2 separate regions of the Homo sapiens genome follow, and region 2 is linked to region 1. Evidence: read pairs that join two places in POLR2A ChIA-PET (ENCODE). Cell type or tissue: PC-9. All regions are shown on one strand. Links, peaks and the distances in the headings refer to the core of each region. The heading gives the core; the rest is flanking DNA. Region 1 overlaps WDR53 (WD repeat domain 53). Region 2 overlaps PCYT1A (phosphate cytidylyltransferase 1A, choline).

Region 1 (10,412 bases), core at 4,969-7,468:
TCTGGGATTATAGGCATGAGCCACTGCGCCTGGCCTAATGTTATCCTTTACACCTCATATATATAAATATTACTTTGTACCTATTAAATAAAAAATTAAGCAGTCTCACGTGTCTTAAAGAACCACACTTTGCTTTTAGGGTCCCTGCCTCTTTGAATGCGCTTTGCCTATTTTATTTTTTTGAGACAGGGTCTCACTTTGTCATCCAGGCTGGAGTGCAGTGGCGAGATCATGGCTCACTACAACCTCCACCTCCCTGGGCTCAGGTGATCCTCCCACGTCAACTTCCTAAGTAGCTGGGACCACAGGTGGATGCTAGCACACCTGGCTAATTTTCGTATTTTCGGTAGAGATAGGGTTTTGCCATGTTGTCCAGGCTGGTCTCGAACTCCTGGGCTCAAGTGATCTGCCTGCCTTGGCCTCCCAAAGTGCTGGGATCCCAGGCATGAGCCCTCAGGCACATAAGCTACCACACCTGGCCCTGCCTAATTATTTAAACCTAAGTCAAAAGACATAACTTTATAATTACTGTTACATAAGAAAAAAGATAGGTATGCTGAACATGGCAATCATTCAATTCCTGCCTTGAGATAAAATTTGTTTGCTCAGAGAGAAGTAACTCAAAATAGTCAGAACTCCCTTCCACTATTACTGTGCCTACATTCTTGGGCTCCCCCATAGACTGGCTATCCTTAAAGTTTAGGATAATACTGGATCAACAGGTTTTAGGAAGACAACTGTGGAAATAATTATAGAGTTTCAACTTCAGTTAAGGAAGTCATTTCTTAAAAGCATGGTTGTATGGCTGTTACATCACAACCCAGTGTAGAAACAAATCTACCATGAACCTTTAGCAATTTTACCAGGCAAATCAAAATAAGAAATTACCTGAGCCTCCCTTTTTCAAAATACTTGTTTCCAGGGCTGTTCACTAGCAAGTGCCTGCCACTAAAACGTCTTACCTGGAACTGGGGGCAAGACAGTAAATTCTGAATGCCCATTCCTCATCTAATCTGAAAAGTACACATCACTTTTGCGTACCCAATTGTCTATTGCCATGCCTAGTGGTTAATGAACCACTGATGGAAAAGTGGTACAGCTGAAGGATGACAGAATGACTACTCAAAGACACACTGTACAATCTGCCTACTTAAAACATATCCATCTGGTTGTATAGGTCTTTCTTTACAACCACAAGGGCAGATTATCACCACTAGGGTGGAGAATGTAGGAGATTTATAAAGGGCTTGGTCAAAACCTAGGAGTGGAAAAGGAAGATAGAGGTTGTAGGGTCACTATGCCCCATACATGTAGAGTGAGTCTCAACCCAGGCACTACAGATGTTTTTGGGGAGACAATTCTTTATTGTTTGGAGACTATCCCAGCACTGCAGGACACCCACTGATTCTGCCTACTGAATACTGGTAGCTTGCAGGAGAGGGGAACAGCATGGTGACAACAAAAACAGTCTCATCATTCTTCAGTTATGAGGGGTATGCAGGGTTGGGGAGGGAAAGGTAAAGACCACTAGCCAAGAGGGTGGAAGTCATAACTGATGCTATTAAAAAGAACATGGAATCTTAGAAGATACTGTATGTAACTGAGAACAGAGATTAAATGCCTGAACAGTGCTGGACACATCGGTCATTCACAATGGTTCTCTCTCTAGAAGCCACCTGACCCCAAACCAAGAAACTTTTCTGTGACATTATTGATGATACTCTGCTTGAATACCTGTCATCTTAGAGAAAAAACATAGCCTTTGGAGCCAGAGAGATTGAGGTTTGAATCTCAGTCAGGTGGCAATGTAGATACTTCATGTGAATTTCAGTTTCTTTATTTATTAAAAAAAATAACTAGGAGGGTGTGATTAGAATTAAAACTAATATACACAAAGCATTGGCAAGAACTAAGTGCTCAACAGACAGAAATCATGACGACTCACTCCAGTGATGAGATTTACTCTCTCAAGAGGAAGCACATCCTGCCATGGGAACGTTCAAGCTATTTGAAAACGTTTACATTAAGCCCAAATCTGCTTTCCCATGACTTCTCTTATGAAGACCAGCACATTCCATTTTTTCCCCTCATGAAAACTAAGAATTAAACACCTCCAGTTCTCTACATAATGGGTTTCTAGATACATCTACTCTCCTGATGGACTTCCTCTGTATTTGGGCAATTTGTGATGCTCCTTTCTTTTTTCTTTTTTTTTTTTTGAGACAGAGTCTCACTCTGTTGCCTAGGCAGGAGTGCAGTGGCATGATCTCGGCTCACTGCAACCTCCACCTCCTGGGTCAAGCGATTCTGCTGCCTCAGCCTCCCAAGTAGCTGGGATTGCAGGAGCCCACCACCACGCCTGGCTAATTTTTGTATTTCTAGTAGAGACAGGGTTTCACCACGTTGGCCAGGCTGGTCTTGATGACCTCAAGTGATCTGCCCACCTCGGCCTTCCAAAGTGCTGGGATTACAGGCGTGAGCCACCGTGCCCAGCCGTGATGCTCCTTTCAAAACTCAGCATTGAATACAGTGCTCTGATCCTGATCACCAATACACACTATTTCAGTTAATGTACCCCAGAACTTTAAAGTAAAAACAGACCCCTCTAACTTTTTGTTTAAACAGAGTTTACAGAGAGTGGGTGGACCAACTCTGCCTTTAGTACTCACTGTTTGTTTAAACAGATGTTTACAATCAAATATTTGCATTTTCAGGTTTTAGGAGTATCTTACAGTATAGAGAAAGGAAAAGTAAAGGATTAATGATTACTTTGTGAATAAATTCTATTAGGTTTTATCAGACTAGCATTAAATGTAGAAATAAGGCTTATTGTTCATAAATGGATATGTTAGTAGAAAACAGAAAAAGCAAAGATATTTCGTGTGATCAATAATTTGATCCTGTTAGCAAATCCCACTTAGAAATTCCCCAAGTACTCTGTGCAAAAGCATCACCTGCATATCCAGTCCACATGACACCAGGCTCTGAGGCCTCTGAGGCCGAAAAGCCACTGAGGAGCAGATATTGGAATGTCTCTTCAAGGATCTGATAACTTTCTTGTTTTCCAAGTCTAGGATTTTGATTGCCCCAGAGTCGTCAGCAGAAGCCAGCAGGTTTTCCGTTTGATTCAATGAAAGACAATTGATTTCTTCTTCATTCACATGAAAATGGTCCAAGGAATCTTTGAGGGACCTGACATCCAGTACACTAATGGTTTCTCCATGTGAGGCATAGAGCTTGGTGGGACAGGAGGGAGAAAATAAGACACTGGTAACATCATCAGCCCCTTGGAACCGCGTGTGTCCTAATGGAGTTCCATCTTCACCCCAAGCCGTGAGATCTCCGCCCTCTGCTCCAGAAGCCAGCAGCCCTTCTTTACTTGCATTCAGGCAGAGGACAGGAGAAGAATGCCCACCCGTCCACTTGACTGCCATAATGGTCCCGGAGACTCTGTGAAGTGGGGGAAACAACTGTAATCTCATGTTTTATACATCGACTTGATGGGAGGAGACAGATGTAATAAACAATATTTCATCTTTTAAAATGTTTTAAAAATACATCTTAAAAAAACTCAATTAATTAAAAAAAAAAAAGACACTTAAAGATCACATCTCCAAAAGCCTAGCTGAACACAGGGTTGTATCCTGGCTGGCAAATACTTCAGTGGGCTTCCTTTGCCATCAGGGATCTAGGTAAGGCCAGTCCTCCAGTCTTTCATATGGAACCCACAGAAGAATAAACACTACATATTTTAAATTAAGAAAAATTATTTTAAAGAGAGGGCTGCAAAATCATCAGGTTATGCCTCTTATCTGAATAATGTTTTAGATGGTGAGCTCTGCAGCTAGGCTCTCCAGGTTTGCAGTAGCTAGGGGACTGGGCAAATTACTGAACCTGTCACCCACTTTTCTTCTCTATAAAATGAGGATAATAATGACACTCATTTCATAGGATCATAATATATGTAAATCACACATAATAGTGCCTGATACATAATGAATCCTCAACAAGCATTGCTATTGTTACTTTTTCGATTTTTATTAGGCCGGTGCAAAGCGGCATTACATACACTGCACCAGTACTCTCAAAGTGTGGTCTCCACACTAGCAGCATCAGCATCCCCTAGGAACTTGTCAGAAATGCAAATTGTCAGACCCAACCCTAGATCTACTGAATCTGAAAATGGGGGTGAGACCAAGCAGTGTGTTTTTGTTGTTGTTGTTTTGTTTTGTTTTCTGAGATGGAGTCTCGCTGCCGTTAGCCCGGGCTGGACTGCAATGGATGATCTCGGCTCACTGCAACCTCCGCCTCCCGGGTTCCAGCAATTTTCCTGCCTCAGCCTCCCGAGTAGCTGAGATAACAGGCACCCGGCACCATGCCTGGCTAATTTTTGTATTTTTAGTAGAGACGGGGTTTCACCATGTTGGCCAGGCTGGTCTCAAACTCCTGACCTCAGGTGATCCACCCACCTTGGCCTCCCAAAGTGCTGGGATTATAAGCGTGAGCCACCACGCCCGGCTGCAATGTGTTTTAGTAAGTCCTCCAGGTGATCCTGATGTACAGTGGAATTGCAGAATCTGTATTAAACTAATGACCACCTGGGGAAATGGTGAAAATGGCAGGCCCTTGGTCTCCCCACCAGACACTTATTCAGTAGGTTATCTAATTTTATCTCAAAACAACCCTTTTGATTGGTATTATTCCATTTTAGGGATAATAAAACCGAGTCTCAGAAATGTTAAATAATTTTCCCAAGGTCACTTGACTCTTAGGATTTGTAACAGATCCCAAATGTTTTGTTTTTGTTTTGAGACAGGGTTTTGCTCTGTCACCCAGGCTGCAGTGCAGTGGCACAATCGTGGCTCACTGCAGCCTTGACCTCCCAGGCCTAAGCAATCCTCCCACCTCAGTCTCCTGAGTAGCTCAGACCACTTATGTGCACCACCATGCCTGGCTAATTTTTATTTTATTAAATTTTTTTTTGCAAAGTCGGGGTCTCCCTATGTTGCCCAGGCTCCAAATATTTAAATAATGAAGGTCCTTTTCTAACAACTCCACCTGACAACAGTTTTGTTATTATTCTTTGAAGAAACAGAAAATGACCAAAAGTTACTAGTAAGTCATCAGTGCTTGAAAATGTACTCACATATGTTTAATCATATTATCATCTACCTGCACTTACACAACAGTGTAAAATTTAGATTTCTCATCCTCTAGGAATCCCAGATATACACACACTGGAAATGCCACATAATACCGGCCTGCCGTGCCCGCCTGCTGGTCAAGGCAAAAAGGAAATCAGGGCAATTTATACAACTCTAATCTTGGTCAAGACAAAAGGAAGCAAATAAATCTACCTGGACAAATTTAATTTTTCATTTCATAAGCGAAAGGAGAGCTTACCCGAGTGCCAGCCCCCAGAGCTGTTGTGCTATTTTCAGATAAGATACTTGAATTTAGCCCAGTGGTACAGAGATAAAATCATTTAAAATAATCTGGCAATCTGCCCAAAGTTTCCATTCCCAACACAAAGCTTTTTTTTTTTTTTGAGACGGAGTCTTGCTCTGTCGCCCAGGTTGGAGTGCAATGGCACAATCTCAGCTCTCTGCAACCTCTGCCTCCTATGTTTAAGCGATTCTCCTGCCTCAGCCTCCCAAGTAGCTGAGATTATAGACGCCTGCCACCACGCCAGGCTAACTTTTCCATTTTTAGTAGAGACAGGGTTTCACCATGTTGGCCAGGCTGGTCTTGAACTTCTGACCTTACATGATCCACCCACTTCAGCCTCCCAAAGTGCTGGGATTATAGGCGTGCGTCACCGCACCCAGCCTCCCCCTACTTTTAGTCACACATACGATCACTAATTAGACTGCAAAAAAATCACTGATCTATTAGTAATCAAGGTAACGGAAACGTGATCACAAAATCAAATACAGAAATGTTCATAAAAATAACAAAATAAAAAACAAAATTAAACTTTTGTTTTCAAGCAGAAGCACTCAACTAATATACAGAGGAAACTAACTGGAGACTGAAGCAATAATATTTAAAGGAGAGAATTGGAGAGGAAATGACTCAGAGGGAGGTAAAAACAGGGAGCCCTGGTGGTTTGATTTTTGCTGACAAGTACTGAAACAGCAGCAGGTAAATATGCCGTAACGAAGACTGTTGCCAAAAGTTCCAGATAAACCTAGATTTTAAACGAAAGGCACTGATAGTATTTAGGCTTAGGAACTGTAATACTGACTTACCTCATGATAAAGATGCTATCCTACAAATTTGAATTGAGTATTGAAAAGTCAATTTAAGTTACAAATAATTTTGTTTAACGATTTCAATTTTTTTTCTTTTTTCTTTTTTTTTTTTTTTTGAGACAGGGTCTTGCTCTGTCATGCAGGCCTTGACCTCCCCAGGCTCAAGTGATCCTCCCGCCTTAGCCTCCTGAGTAGCTGGAACTACAGGCTCTCACCACCAAACCCACCTAATTTTTTGTATTTTTTTTGTAGAGATGAGGTTTCCCCACATTCCCCAGGCTGTTCTTGAACTCCTGGGCTCAAGTGATCCTCCCGTCTCAGCCTCTCAAAGTGCTGGCATCACAGGCATGAGCCACTGCACCCAGCCAATGCTTTCAAATCTTTAGAATGTCGATCACTTTTTTGCCAAGTTATAGTTTTAATTTTGCTATGATGAATCAACTTTGAAGTCAGGAAGTCTGTACTCTAGAGCATTAAGATTTGCTGATATTTGTGTGCATACAGGTTTTGGATCCCAGCTGGGATTTTAGGTTTTCTCTGAAACAAGAATGAGGCAAGGTTTCTAGTGCTCCTGTTTCTCCATTACAAATCTACCCACAGGAGAGCCAAATAAATGCTGACTGACAGACAAAAGTTTTAGCAGGTTTTCTTCCTAATTTAATTCTTTTCTAGAAAAGATTAACTCAATCTTCAAGGTTCATTCAGTTAAGTTTTGCTCCGAAGTGTGAGAAGACAGGCAATAAACGAATTTTGTCCTTAAAGGGATTATTATAAAGACTACAGTTCCTATAAATTTTTCCACAGTGGAACCAGTAGTAACTCTTGTTCTATTAGTCTCACAAGACCCCAAGAACACTTTCATCTTATTAAACTCTACACACTAAACTCCTACTCTCTAAATCACATAGATAATATTTACTGATCATTTATCTAGTCAGAAAAATAAATAACTGTTACTGGGAATGTTAAAAAAAAAAAAAAGGCAGGGGCCAGGGGAGGCTGGGCGTGGTGGCTCACGCCTGCAATCCTAGCACTTTGGGAGGCTGAGGAGGGCGGATCACTTGAGGTCAGGAGTTCAAGACCACCCTGGCCAAGATGGAGAAACCCTGTCTCTACTAAAAATACAAAAATTAGCAGGGTGTGGTGGTACGTGCCTGTAATCCCAGCTACTCGGGAGGCTGAGGGCTTGAACCTGGGAGGTGGAGGTTGCAGTGGTGAACTGAGATTGTGCCACTGCACTCCAGCCTGGGTGAGAGTCGGGGTGAGGGGGCAGGGGGGAGTTTGGAAAGCCCCAGAAACAGAAATCCATAAACTCTGAGGCTATTAATTTTAGTCAATCAAGATTTATTATGCAAACTATTGATCAGCGATTCAACTAGAGCCTCCAAAATTGTTTACTTAGTCTATAAAACTAAAATGATTTGTTATTATTTGAAACACACCAAAGAACACTATGAAAAAGTTAATCAGATTGCTGTGATAGAAGGGTAGTGGGAAAAAATGTAATTAAAGTTGGGTTAAATCAAAACAATTTTTCAGAAATGAGTTGGCAAGCCACTGTTTCTTGCTTTTCTATGACTGCAACTGGAAAGCCTGGCAGAAAGAGGTGAAGTGTCACCATCCCCACATTCACGTATCAAGTCAACAAGCTTCTCTTTTCCTATGGAGTTGCCTAAAGCGTTAAGCACAGCAGTTAATCATATCCTACTGTAAATTACTTTAATTAGATAATAGATCACTTCCTTCTAATACCTAAAGAAATCACACAGAGTGGGTGAGGGAAAGGTGAGTTTTTTCTTGTGTTTTTTTTTTGAGACAGTATCTCCCTCTGTTACCCATACTGGAGTGTAGTGGCCCAATCTCTGCTCACTGCAACTTCCACCTTCGGGGCTCAAGTAATCCTCCCACCTCAGTCTCCCAAGTAGCTGGGATTACAGGCATGCACCACCACGCCCAGCTAATTATCTTATTTTTTGTAGAGACAGGATTTCACCATGTTGCCCAAGCTGGTCTAACTCCTGAGCTCAAGCAATCCACCCACCTCGGCCTCCCAAAGTGCTGGGATTACAGGCATGAGCCACTGTGCCCTGCCAGGTGAGTTATTTTGAGAGCATTTTTTTCTTTTTTTTTTTTTTGAGACAGAGTTTCGCTCTCGTCGCCCAGGCTGGAGTGCAATGGTGCAATCTCGGCTCACTGCAACCTCCGTCTCCCAGGTTCAAGCGATTCTTGTGCCTCAGCCTCCTGAGTAGCTGGAACTACAGGCATGCACCACCACGCCCGGTTAATTTTTGTATGTTTGGTAGAGATGGGGTTTCACCATGTTGGCCAGGCTGGTCTCAAACTCCTGACTGCAGGTGATCCGCCCGCTTCGGCCTCCCAAAGTGCTGGGATTCCAGGCGTGAGCCACGGCACCCGGCCGAGAGCATTTTTTAAAAGGGTGAAGTGCCACAGCCGGCAGTTCTCATCAGCCAGAGCGCAGAATGAGAGTACTGAACATGGGGAAGGGGCTTGGTGGGGTGGGTGATGAGCAGGTGAAAGATTTGTAAAAAAGAAAAGGAGGGGTTGAGAAGGGTAATCTTACTTTGAAATTCTACCTGGGGCGCTCAGGAGACGGTCTGCCGTTGAAAGTCACCTCAGCGGCTGGACTAGATTAGTAAGAATGACAACATCGCATCCTTCAAAGGCTCTGCCTCGGCTGCACTGAGACACGATAAAGGCCAGTCTTTAAAAACTGAGTGATCTCTAAACACTCTGCACTAGTCATACCACCACCGTCCCGTTCAAGAGTCTGTGCCTCTAAGGCTGTTCATTCTGTCTAGTTCATGATCCCTTTCTCAGATGGATCAACTCTGCTTATCCTTGAAGACTTCAAAGAAATTAGTGAGAGACAGTCACCATCACCAGAGTCAGCACAGGTCAACTTTTCTCTACAGGCTTGGGGTTTCTGAAGTTGGACTTGATGTGGAGAAGCTGGATAGCAACCAAAATGATTGAAGGGCTGTGGCGCTGGCACTGGTAAGAATGAAAAGAATTAGGGTTACTGGACTTGGTGAAAAAGACATGAGGAGAAGGGACAGGCAAATAATAATCAAACACCATGAATCAGAGGGTAGGGAAGGTAGCCACCGTTCCTTTGCTTTTACTAGAGACTAAGAAATGGATTATACATAGCAAGAAGCTTCAGAAAAGATTTCTTACTACATAAAGGTTCCAAGACATTGGAGTTGACCAAGGGAGTCTGTGAACCCTATTATTTTAATTACTCAGCTCATGGAGTTGTTTTGAGGATTACGTATATAAAAATCTGCGTAAATGACGTAGTATACAGTGCCTGGTTCACACCGTGGCTCAAATGATGGTTATTATTATTCTCTTACTAAGCATGCTTTAAAGGCTGTCGGAAAACTTTGGGGCCACCTAGGAAATCGTAGTATAATCAAATAATGCTGAAATTCTTGTGTGTGTGTGTGTGTGTGTGTGTGTGTGTGTGTGAGGTAGGGGCTCACTCTGTCGCCCAGGCTGGAGCACAGCAGGGCGATTACGGTTCACCTCAGCCTCGACCTCCCGGGCTCAGCCTCCCAAGTAGCTGGGACCAGAGGCGCACGCCACCACCCTCGGCTAATTTTTCTATTTTTTTGTAGCGACACTGCCTCGCAATGTTGCCCAAGCTGGGATGCTGAAATTCTTCCCCTTCCAAGAATCCATCTATAATTATAGCCTCCACGTCATTCTCCCTATTGGAATGTTTAATTGACTAAAACTACATTGCCTTCATCTGCTTACTAAGCGGTGGATCCAGTAAAGACCACATCTTGTCCAAAAGACGGCAGCACTTAATTAGCGCTCAAATGGCACTCGAACGTTTGGGCGAGGGGGTGTTCAGTCGCAGCCACCTTACTTTGCGAAGGCACACAGGGACAGACGTTCGCTAAGTGCCGATACTTAGGGAGAACGAGAGGGCCTGACCAGGTAAAGACGGCCTCCGCTGCCCAAGCTACACAAAAAGGTTGGGGAGCCAGGACCCGGCAAGCAAGGAGAGAAAAGTTTCATGCGTTGAGCTGGAGTCTGAAGCAAGGACCTAACGGACACAGGGAAACGTCACAGGAAAGGGAGCCCAGGAGAGCAGACGCGGAGCCACCAGACCAGAAAAAGGAAAAA
Region 2 (10,412 bases), core at 1-2,500, 290 kb before region 1:
AGCAAGCTGAGATGGGATAGGCAGTGTGGAATGGGGTCTTTCATCTAAGGTTTGGCAATAATTAGGAAATACAAAGATAATTTTCCAGAGATAAAGGAGCATAAGGTAGGCATAAACGGAAAAAGGTTCTCATCTAAGATACAACTAGTAACAGGATGGAGGAATGATAGAGGGAGAAAAAACAGCAGAAAAGACGCACTAGACACCATGAGATGATACGAAGATCAAATCACTGCCTAGAGCCCCAATTTTTCTATTTCATTAGTTTTATTTATTTGTTTATTTACTTTTTATTTTTATTTTTGAGATAGGGTCTGTCTCTGTTGCCCAGGCTGGAATGCAATGGTGCAATCTCGGCTCACCGCATCCTCCGCCTCCCGAGTTCAAGCAATTCTCATGCCTCAGCCTCCCAAGCAGCTGAGATTACAGGCATGCGCCACCACGCCCGGCTAATTTTGTATTTTTAGTAAAGACAGGGTTTCACCAGGCTGGTCTCAAACTCCTGACCTCAGGTGATCCTCCCACCTCAGCCTCCCAAAGTGTGGGATTACAGGTATGAGTCACCGCACCTGGCCATATTTCAATAGTTTCAGCCTAATACACATGCAACTTCCATATTTTCCTAACACTTCTTTTTCTAAACCCAATGTAAAGCTTCTACAACTGAGCTGTGAGTCATAATCCAGTAAAAAGGCAGCAGATTTCCAGTGACTGTGAAAATACACTTACTATTCCTTCTTTTCATTATTTCAGAAGACATGTAACACTGATATCATCAATGTCATATCGGTTTCTACCCTCCCCCTGCCAGGTTAATCTCCACTTACCACTGCACAGCGCTGCACTTTGGAAGGAACCCCATCTTCTTCTGTTGCCCCGTTGGGTCCGGGCGCCTCTTTTCTCCTCTTCCTTGCATTGACCTTGGCTGAACACTGTGCATCCATCTTCTTTTAACTGGTCATAGAAAGTGAAAACAAAAATTTTCTCATTGGGGTGGGAAAAAGTTTGTCACCAGTATTTCAGAGACGTTGACGTGGATACACTCAGCAAAATACCAATTCTACAGCTGCACTTCACCAAGATGAGCCAATGGCATCTGGCAAAACCAGCGAAGCTTCACAAAACACAGGCTCTAGTAGAAATACTGAAACGCCTCTCTGTGCAACAATGGCCACAGTGAATTGCCTGAAGTCGGAAGTCATTCCCCCTCACAGTGCAGCCTACATACTAACTGCTCATTTTAAATCCTGATTGCATGCAAAAGATTGGAATAATTTGGCTGAGAAAGATAGTTACACAGACTCTCCCACTATCCTCCGCATCATCGATATGACAGGTATAAGGCAATGTGAAGGTATGACTGGTGCAGGTAGAGAAAAGAGCCTTTTGTAAACGGATGGCTCTCACCAAGTCCTGGATTAACAAAACACGGATTTCTTAACTCTAATTTTTTTTAAGACGGGGTCTCACTCTGTTGCCCAGGCTGGGGTGCAGTGGTATGATCTTGCCTCACTGCAGCTTCAACCTCGTTAGCTCAAGCGATCCTCTTGCCCCAGCCTCCCAAGTAGTTGGGACTACAGGCACATGCCACCACACCTAGTTATTTTTTTTTTTAAGAGACAGGCCTCGCTATGTTGCCCAGGCTGGTCTTGAATTCCTGGCCTCAAGTGATCCTCCCAACTCAAACTCCCAAAGACTTGGGATGACAGGCATGAACCACATCACTGAGTGAATTTCTTAACTCTAAAAGTTCTATAGATTTCAGTGACCACTTCACCAGAGTTACTTGCATGAAAATTGTGGAGTAGCATAATGGTTTTTATTTACTTTTTTATTGTTTTTATTTTTTTAGGGGTCTTGCTAGGTTGTCCAGGCTGGAGCGCAGTGGCTACTCACAGCCATAATCATAGCACACTGTAGCCTCAAACTCCTGAGCTTAAGCAATCCTCCCATCTGAGCCTCCAGAATAGCTAGGACCAGCATAATGTATTTTTTAAATGTCCTTCTCCTTCTTTCCTTTTTTTTTTTTTGAGAAAGAGTCTCACTGTGTCACCCTGGCTAGAGTGCAGTGGCACGATCTCGGCTCTCACAGCCATAATCATAGCACACTGTAGCCTCAAACTCCTGAGCTTAAGCAATCCTCCCATCTGAGCCTCCAGAATAGCTAGGACCAGCATAATGTATTTTTTAAATGTCCTTCTCCTTCTTTCCTTTTTTTTTTTTTTGAGAAAGAGTCTCACTCTGTCACCCTGGCTAGAGTGCAGTGGCACGATCTCGGCTCTCACAGCCATAATCATAGCACACTGTAGCCTCAAACTCCTGAGCTTAAGCAATCCTCCCATCTGAGCCTCCAGAATAGCTAGGACCAGCATAATGTATTTTTTAAATGTCCTTCTCCTTCTTTCCTTTTTTTTTTTTTTGAGAAAGAGTCTCACTCTGTCACCCTGGCTAGAGTGCAGTGGCACGATCTCGGCTCTCACAGCCATAATCATAGCACACTGTAGCCTCAAACTCCTGAGCTTAAGCAATCCTCCCATCTGAGCCTCCAGAATAGCTAGGACCAGCATAATGTATTTTTTAAATGTCCTTCTCCTTCTTTCCTTTTTTTTTTTTTTGAGAAAGAGTCTCACTCCGTCACCCTGGCTAGAGTGCAGTGGCACCATCTCGGCTCACTACAACCTCCGCCTCCCAGGTTCAAGCGATTCTCCTGCCTCAGCCTCCTGAGTAGGTGGGATTACAGGCACCCACCACCACGCCTGGCTAATTTTTTGTATTTTTAGTAGAGACAGGGTTTCCCTATGTTGGCCAGGCTGGTCTCGAACACCTGACCTCGTGATCCACCTGCCTCGTCCTCCAAAAGTGCTGAAATTACAGGCGTGAGCCATGGCGCCTAGCCAATTTTTGTATTTTTAGTAGAGACAGGGTTTTGTCATGTTGGCCAGGCTGGTCTTGAACTCCTGACCTCAGGTGATCCACCCACCTCGACCTCCCAAAGTGCTGGAATTACAGGTGTGAACCACTGCACCTGGCCCTTCCCCTTCTTTTCTCAGTACTCATTTCCCTTTCCTCTTTCAGGGTCTTAACACCTCAAGCTTGTTCACAGTTTCCAGCTATTAAAACCCCCTCAGGGATTCTCCTTCCCCCAAAGGAACTTATTTATTATTGTCTCATTTAGCAGAGAGTTTCTAGCAACTAGCTATTACAGCAAAGTTCTGAATATTCTGTATTTCATGTTTAAGTCACAGAATACTTGGGGTGTCACTTCGCTAGCCAGAAACCTCTGTGGCCAGTGGCACCTTTGCCTGAGTTTTGCTCAGGCCCGCCGGGCTCGTTCCGTCCACTCAGCCTGGTAGGCTATGCTCAGCTTGTGTTACCAGCACAGATTCCATGCATGCCAAGGACAAGCCAGGCACGGAGCGGCAAGAGGTGCACAGGCGAGCCAGCACAGGGTCCGGCCACTGCGCACAGCCAGGCACGCCAGCTGCCAGGGGGTGAGCAGCTCGAGGCGCCAGCTCCCTGAGAGGCTGCAGCTGAACCAGGCGTACTACAAGCAGCTTCCACTGCAGGCACTGGGGAACATGGTGCTGCCCAGAAGCTTGGAGAGGCCAGGAACCACAGAGCTCCAAAGAGGGTGTCACAGCCCTGGCTCAAGGAGCTCCTAGGTCTGGGCTTCCCAAAGGGCTACAGCTCTTCTCTTTCTCTCTCCTCTCTTCTCTCTTTCTGTTGCCCACAGCGTGGCAAGCAGTGGGGGAGGGGAGGACGTGTTTCGGCTCTGTTTGTGTTTCAGCTCTTTCAGTCCCACCATTTGGCAGATCCCGAGTTCTTGTCCCACGTCCAGGAAGAATGAGGTATATGGACAACTGGAGGACGAGCAAGGTGAAGAGGTGCTTTATTGAGCAACACAACAGCCCTCAGGAGACCCCAAGCGGGTAGCTCCTTTCCGCAGCAGGTCGTCCCAGCATCTGTGCAGCCCTCAGCGGAGAGGAGACCCAGAGTGGATAGCTCCTATCTGCAGGCAGGTCATCCTGACGTCTCTGCAGCCCTCAGTGGAGAGGAGACCTGGAGTGGGAAGCTCCTATCCGCAGGCAGGTCATCCCATCAAGTATGGCTGAGTCCAGGGTTTCTACGGGCTTCAGCGGGCAGGAAGTGCATGCTGATTGGTCCATGGGCAGCCACAGGCAGCCCGGAAAAAGCATCGTAAGTTCTCATTCCAGTCCACAGAACTGGCAGCCTGGGCCCCAGGCTTCAGGCCATCCCTGGCTTGAAGGTGGGGCTTCACCAGGGACCCGCCCATTTCCGCCTAGGAGCCTGTCTGCCTCCTGCTGTCATCAACCTGCTGTCCACAGCGCCCAGGCTATTCACGAAGGGGCGCCTGCAGGCCTGAATGGAGCTGCTCTCAGCTCCGCCTTGGCGTCCCCTCCTGTGCTGCTGGACACCCAAAATCCAGAGGGGGCCAAGGCAGAAGGGGGCTGGCATGTCAGCACTGCCCCTAGCACACGCAAACCCAGCCAGGTCATGACAGTGCCCAGGCTTGGCCTCAACTTTGCTCCAAAATCAGAGCAGGCACCAGGAGCAAGGAGAGGCCAGGCAGTGGGAGCAGGCACTTCAAGCCTGCAGGGGCAGGGGAGGTTCCTGGGCCCCCAAAAGCACAGGGAAGCCCGGGTATGTAGCCACGGCTGCTCCCGCCCTGCCAACTTGGAAACGGGCAGGGCTTCCACCTACTCCCAGCTCCCAGTGGCTCCATGGAGCGTGCAGCACAGACCATGCCTCCCCGACTGCAGCCGGCATCATGGCAGCAGCCCATCCAGACAGGCCACCGCTGCCATCATTTAGATGTTGGCTTTTCAGCCCCCTGCAGGGATAGTTGCGTTTTTCTTAAGTAACACAATTTGTACAAATAAATTACTTTCTTGATACTGATGAAATTTTAGGAATCAGCCAGAAATTGGGGGTAGGGGAAACTCTATGATAAACTGTCATCTCTGCACAAGATACGGTTCAGAGAAAAATCTTCAGAACAGGTGGAAAACCAATGCCAGACAGAATGAGGACAGTCTGCTCTGCCCTACTGCCTCTCATAAGCCTGACTGAGATGTTCGTCTAAACAACTGCAACTGTGCCTTACTTTCTTTCCTCCGGCTCAACTCCGAGTGGCAATATGACAAGATCTACAAGAAACTGGCCTAATTCTTAGAAGCTGAAGGTGACACCCCATGAGTCATGGCCAACATGAAAAAATGTCAGAGTCGAAAGTGAAAGATGAGCACCACCTAGAAACTTCCTTTCATCACAAATGCAAATTAAAATGGAAGAAGGGTTCTATACATTTCACTCCGAGTTCTTTCAGTGATGATGATCAGAGCTTGTCTTCACTATTGTTCTTAATGATTCCTTCATAATATTCAGAGGTCAATACTCTCATCTCAGTGGTCTGAGTGAACTACTCAAAATGCCTAATCCATCCAATTAATGATTGTTTTCTAATTTGCACAGTACTCTTCTGTAAGTATCTGCTCAATTCTTCTAAGTGTAGAGAGACAAAATCCACTATGAGAAATATAATCAGCAATTTGGCATCTGGCAAGTCAATAATATCAGGCAGTCAAAAATATGAGTACTTACTGCTTACAAAGTACTGTATCATAATTTTTAAGTACAAACTGAACCTGGAGGACATTATGCTAAGTGAAATAAGCCAGACGAGAAAGACAAATACCACAAATGACCTCACTTATTTGTGGAATCTAAAAGAGTGGAACTCACAGAAGTACAGAATGGAATGGTGGTTACAAGAGATGGACAGAAGAGGGTGGAGAGCAAAAAGGGAGATGTCGAGTACAAAAATTCAGTTTTGAAAGGAGAAACAGGCTGGGCACAGTGGCTCACGCCTGTAATCTCAGCCTTTGGGAGGCTGAGGCGGGTGGATCACGAGGTCAAGAGATCGAGACCATCCTGGCCAACATGGTGAAACCCCATCTCTACTAAAAGTACAAAAAATAGCTGGGTGTGGTGGCGCATATCTGTAATCCCAGCTACTCGGGAGGCTGAGGCAGAAGAATCCCTTGAACCCAGGAGACAGAGGTTGCAGTGAGCTGAGATCGCACCACTGCACTCCAGCCTGGCAACAGAGTAAGACTCTGTCTCAACAAAAAAGAAAAAAAAAAAGAATGGAGAAATAAGCTTTAGTGATCTATTGCACAGAATGGTGACTATAATAAATAATAATGCAGCCAGGCACGGTGGCTCACACCTGTAATCCCAGCACTTTGGGACGCCAAGGCAGGCGGATCACAAGGTCAGGAGATTGAGAACATCCTGGCTAACACAGTGAAACCCTGTCTCTACTAAAAATACAAAAAATTAGCCAGGCGTGGTGGCGGGCACCTGTAGTCCCAGCTGCTGGGGAGGCTGAGGCAGGAGAATGGTGTGAACCCGGGAGGCAGAGCTTGCAGTGAGCCGAGATCGTGCCACTGCACTCCAGTCTGGGCGCCAGAGTGAGACTCCGTCTCCAAAAAAAAAAAAAACCAAAACAAAATAAATAATAATGCATTTTATATTTCAAAATTGCTAAAAGAGTAGATTTTAAATGTTTTCACCACAAAAAAATAAGTATATAAGGCAAGGAATTTGTTAATTAGCTTGATTTAATCATTCCACATGTAAACATATATCGAAGTATCACATTGTATCCCATAAATATAAACAACTATTATTTATCAATTTAAAAAATTAAAGGCCAGGCACAATGGCTCACGCCTGCAATCCCAGCACTTTGGGAGGCTGAGGTGGGCAGCTCACCTCAGGTCAGGAGTTTGAGACCAGCCTGTGCAACATGGTGAAACTCCATCTCTACAAAAATACAAAAATTAGCCAGACTTGGTGGTGCATTCCTGTAATCCCAGCTACTCAGGAGACTGAGGCGGGAGGATCACTTGAATCTGGGAGGCAAAGGTTGCAGTCAGCCGAGATCGCACCACTGCACTCCAGCCTGGGCAACAGAGTGAGACTCCGTCTCAAAAAATGAAAAAAAAAAAAAAATTAAGTACAAACTATTTTCTCAAGGAAGCTTCAATTAAGGCATGGAAAACACACACAGAGCTCCACCTCAAAAATGCTTATGATATAAAAATGCTCTACAGGATTCTAAAACCATGGGGTGAAAGTTTGCTGAGGAATAGGATATTTGCAGTTACGAAAAATTGACCAGGTGTAGTGGCACATGCCTGTAGTCCCAGCTACTCGGGAGGCCGAGGTGGGAGGACTACTTGAGAACAGCAAGTCAAGGCTGCACTGAGCCATGATCATGCCACTACACTCCAGCCTGGACAGCAAAGTGAGACCCTTTCTCAAAAAAAAAAAAGGCCACATGCAGTGGTTCATGCCTGTAATCCTGGCACTTTGAGAGGCCAAGGCAGGCGAATCACCTGAGGTCTGGAGTTCAAGACCAGCCTGGCCAACATGGTGAAACCCCGTTTCTACTAAAAATATAAAAATTAGCCAGGTGTGGTGGCGGGCACCTGTAATCCCAGCTACTTGGGAGGCTGAGGCAGGAGAATTGCTTAAACCCAGGAGGCAGAGGTTGCAGTGAGCCAAGATCATGCCATTGCACTCCAGCCTGGGTGACAAGAGTGAGACTCCATTTCAAAAAAATATATATATTTTTTTCTTTACCTGCTTACACTATTATGTGTTTATACTATTCCTTATCTGCTTACATACAGTTCTTCTATTTTCTAAAGATGACTTTTGGGTTTTACATTATATTCTACACTGTTCTTTAAACTGAAGTCTTTAGATCCTTCGGATTTAAAATAAAACACACCCACTGCTTTTTGGGTTTTAGTGTAAGACACTTCTTTATCTCATCCACTTCTCAGGAGATGGAAAACATCTGGGTCACAGATATTCCATAATGATAACCCTAAAAGAATTTAGAAATTATGCAAAGATTACTCCTCATGACTTTCCTCTAGAACTACTGCTGTTTAAACTTTTACTCTGGGCTGGGCGCGGTGGCTCATGCCTGTAATCCCAGCACTTTGGGAGACCAAGGTGGGTGGATCACATGAGGTCAGGAGTTCGCAACCAGCCTGGCCAACATGGTGAAACCCCATCTCTACTAAAAATACAAAAATTAGCTGAGCGTGGTGGCATGCACCTGTAATCCCAGCTACTTGGGAGGCTAAGGCAGGAGGATCACTTGATCCCTGGAGGTGGAGGTTGCAGTGAGCCTAAATCGCACGCCACTGCGCTCCAGCCTGGGCGACAGAGCGAGACTTTGTCTCAAAATAATAATAACAATAATAAACTTTTACTCTGTAGGTCTCACAAGTTTTTTTCATTTTTTCCCGGCCTTCTTATGCCATCCCAATGTTCTCTCACATCTACTAACTTATAACCGCAGCACCAAAGCATACAGAATAATAACTGATGTTTAAAATCATGGAAAAAGGTACCCCCAGTCTCCCTCATGTTCCAATAGATGCTTGCCCGGACACATCACCTTTGCTACTGAGAAAGTGTAGAGAAAAGGTGTGTGGGAGGATGAGGGCGTACTGAAGACAGTAAATACATCCTAACATCGTGTTGGCTTCTTAATTTGTTACACTGAAACTTAGGTGTACCTAAAGCCACACCACCATTACAACATCGATAACTGCCCAGTAACCATTTGGAATACCTCCAACAATGAGGAACAATATTTCTTGGACTCTCAGTTTATGATAAGTGCGCCTCTGTCATCAACCAATACCATTCAAGTAAGGTACAGTGATGGCTCTGGAAAAGGAGGTGGCTTTAAATATCTACATTCAAAGGGGAAAAAAAATACACGCACACACACAGGCTGCCTTAATATCCCTGTTTGTCCAGCGGGCAATGGGACTGGGAAATGATCGCGCCTCCTCAGAGCCAATACAGTAGGAGGCGAACATGGGGCAGTGCATTACTCAATGCCCTGCAGACTGACCCTTAGGAATGAGACAGGAAGAAAAGTATTTGGAGATAGAATAGAGAACCTCCCTCAAGAGCCCTACTAGGATGGGCCAACACTTCCTGTTTGTTTAGTGGTTCATCCTCCAGAACACTTTCTTTGTCAAAAAGGCTATAACAGCCCAGTACAGTGGCTCATGCCTATAATCCCAGCACTTTGGGAGACCAAGGCGGATGGATTGCTTGAGCCCAGGAGTTCAAGACCAGCCTGGCCAACATGGCGAAACCCCATCTCTACTAAAAAGACAAATAATTAGCCAGGAGTGGTGGCACATGCTTGTAGTCCCAGCTACTTGGGAGTCTGTGGTGGCAGAATCGCTTGAACCCAGGATGCAGAGGTTGCAGTGAGCCAAGATCGTTCCACTGTACTCCCGCCTGGGTGACAGAGCAAGACCTCATCTCAAAAAAAAAAAAAAAAAAAAAGCTAGGCCAGGTGTGGTGGCTCACACTTGTAATCCCAACACTTTGAGAGGCCAAGGCGGGAGGATCACCTGAGGTCAGGAGTTCGAGACCAGCCTGGCCAACATGGTGAAGCCCGGTCTCTACTAAAACTACAAAAATAAGCTGGGCGTGGTGGCAGGTGCCTGTAATCCCAGCTACCCAGGAGACTGAGGCAGGAGAATCATTTGAACCCAAGAGACGGAGGCTGCAGTGAGCCATGATCATACCACTGCACTCCAACCTGGGTGACAAGAGTGAAACTCTATCAAAAAAAAAAAAAAAAAGGGCTGACAGCCAGAATACAGCAATTGTTAAGACCTGATCTTTCCAACTGCTGCCTATTCACTCCCTAGATAAGTCACCTTATCTTAATCACTGAAATTTGAGCACAGACTCTAAATATGGACATAAAAACCCATCCCCCAACACCCTGCCTGCTAAGTACATTAGTGTCTCCAAAGTGCCCTCGAAATACAGAATGCAGTATCTGTGCCTGTGATTTTTACTCCGACTCACAAAGACCTGGTTTGGTTTCTGCTGACTCACCTACCAGTACACACTGCTTGCCTTGTTCCTCCACGTTCCAACACATGCCTGCTGAGGCACATCAGCTTTGCTAGACAAGTGGAAGATGTGTTTGTGGAGGGAGGGGTGGCACTGAGGAGACACTAAGGATACAGCTAGTCATATTTTTCCAATGTGAATGTCCTGAAGGAGACAGAATCTAGGTGCTGGCATGTCTATGCTTGAGTCTGAAAGATGATAGGCTCCTACAAGTAGTTTTAGGGACTCCTATCCAGTCCTTTCTTTTTTTTTTTTTTTTTTTTTTTTTGAGACAGAGTTTCACTCCTGTTGCCCAGGCTGGAGTACAATGGCACGATCTCAGCTCACCACAACCTCCACCTCCCGGGTTCAAGCAATTCTCCTGCCTCAGCCTCCCGAGTAGCTGGGATTACAGGCATGCACCACCACGCCTGGCT

The links. ChIA-PET counts read pairs that join two places held together with the same protein. Peaks named below come from ENCODE experiments on the same cell type or tissue, not always from the same donor. Only the 100,000 strongest peaks of a DNase experiment are listed, where the experiment ranks them.
Region 2: POLR2A ChIA-PET joins it to region 1 with 10 read pairs; 5 of 35 experiments call an interaction of 5 or more read pairs at or near these places.

Annotation. Positions count from the first base shown.
Region 1 is chr3:196,558,042-196,568,453 of GRCh38, forward strand. WDR53 (WD repeat domain 53) reads right to left here. Exons shown (of 4, transcript NM_182627.3): 2 at 8,836-9,266; 3 at 2,955-3,450. The coding sequence starts at 3,434. Among named protein-coding and RNA genes, the nearest start is that of WDR53, 5.3 kb to the right of the region's middle. RefSeq lists enhancers at 5,085-6,284, 8,655-9,854. In PC-9, for the core only: no CTCF peak of the experiment used is centred there; DNase peaks (open chromatin) are centred at 5,210 and 6,090; H3K4me3 peaks cover 839 bases; H3K27ac peaks cover 2,350 bases.
Region 2 is chr3:196,269,588-196,279,999 of GRCh38, forward strand. It overlaps PCYT1A (phosphate cytidylyltransferase 1A, choline), which reads right to left. Exons shown (of 9, transcript NM_001312673.2): 2 at 828-954. The coding sequence starts at 944. Among named protein-coding and RNA genes, the nearest start is that of PCYT1A, 13 kb to the right of the region's middle. RefSeq lists enhancers at 3,497-3,996, 5,165-5,374, 9,413-10,025. In PC-9, for the core only: no CTCF peak of the experiment used is centred there; no DNase peak of the experiment used is centred there.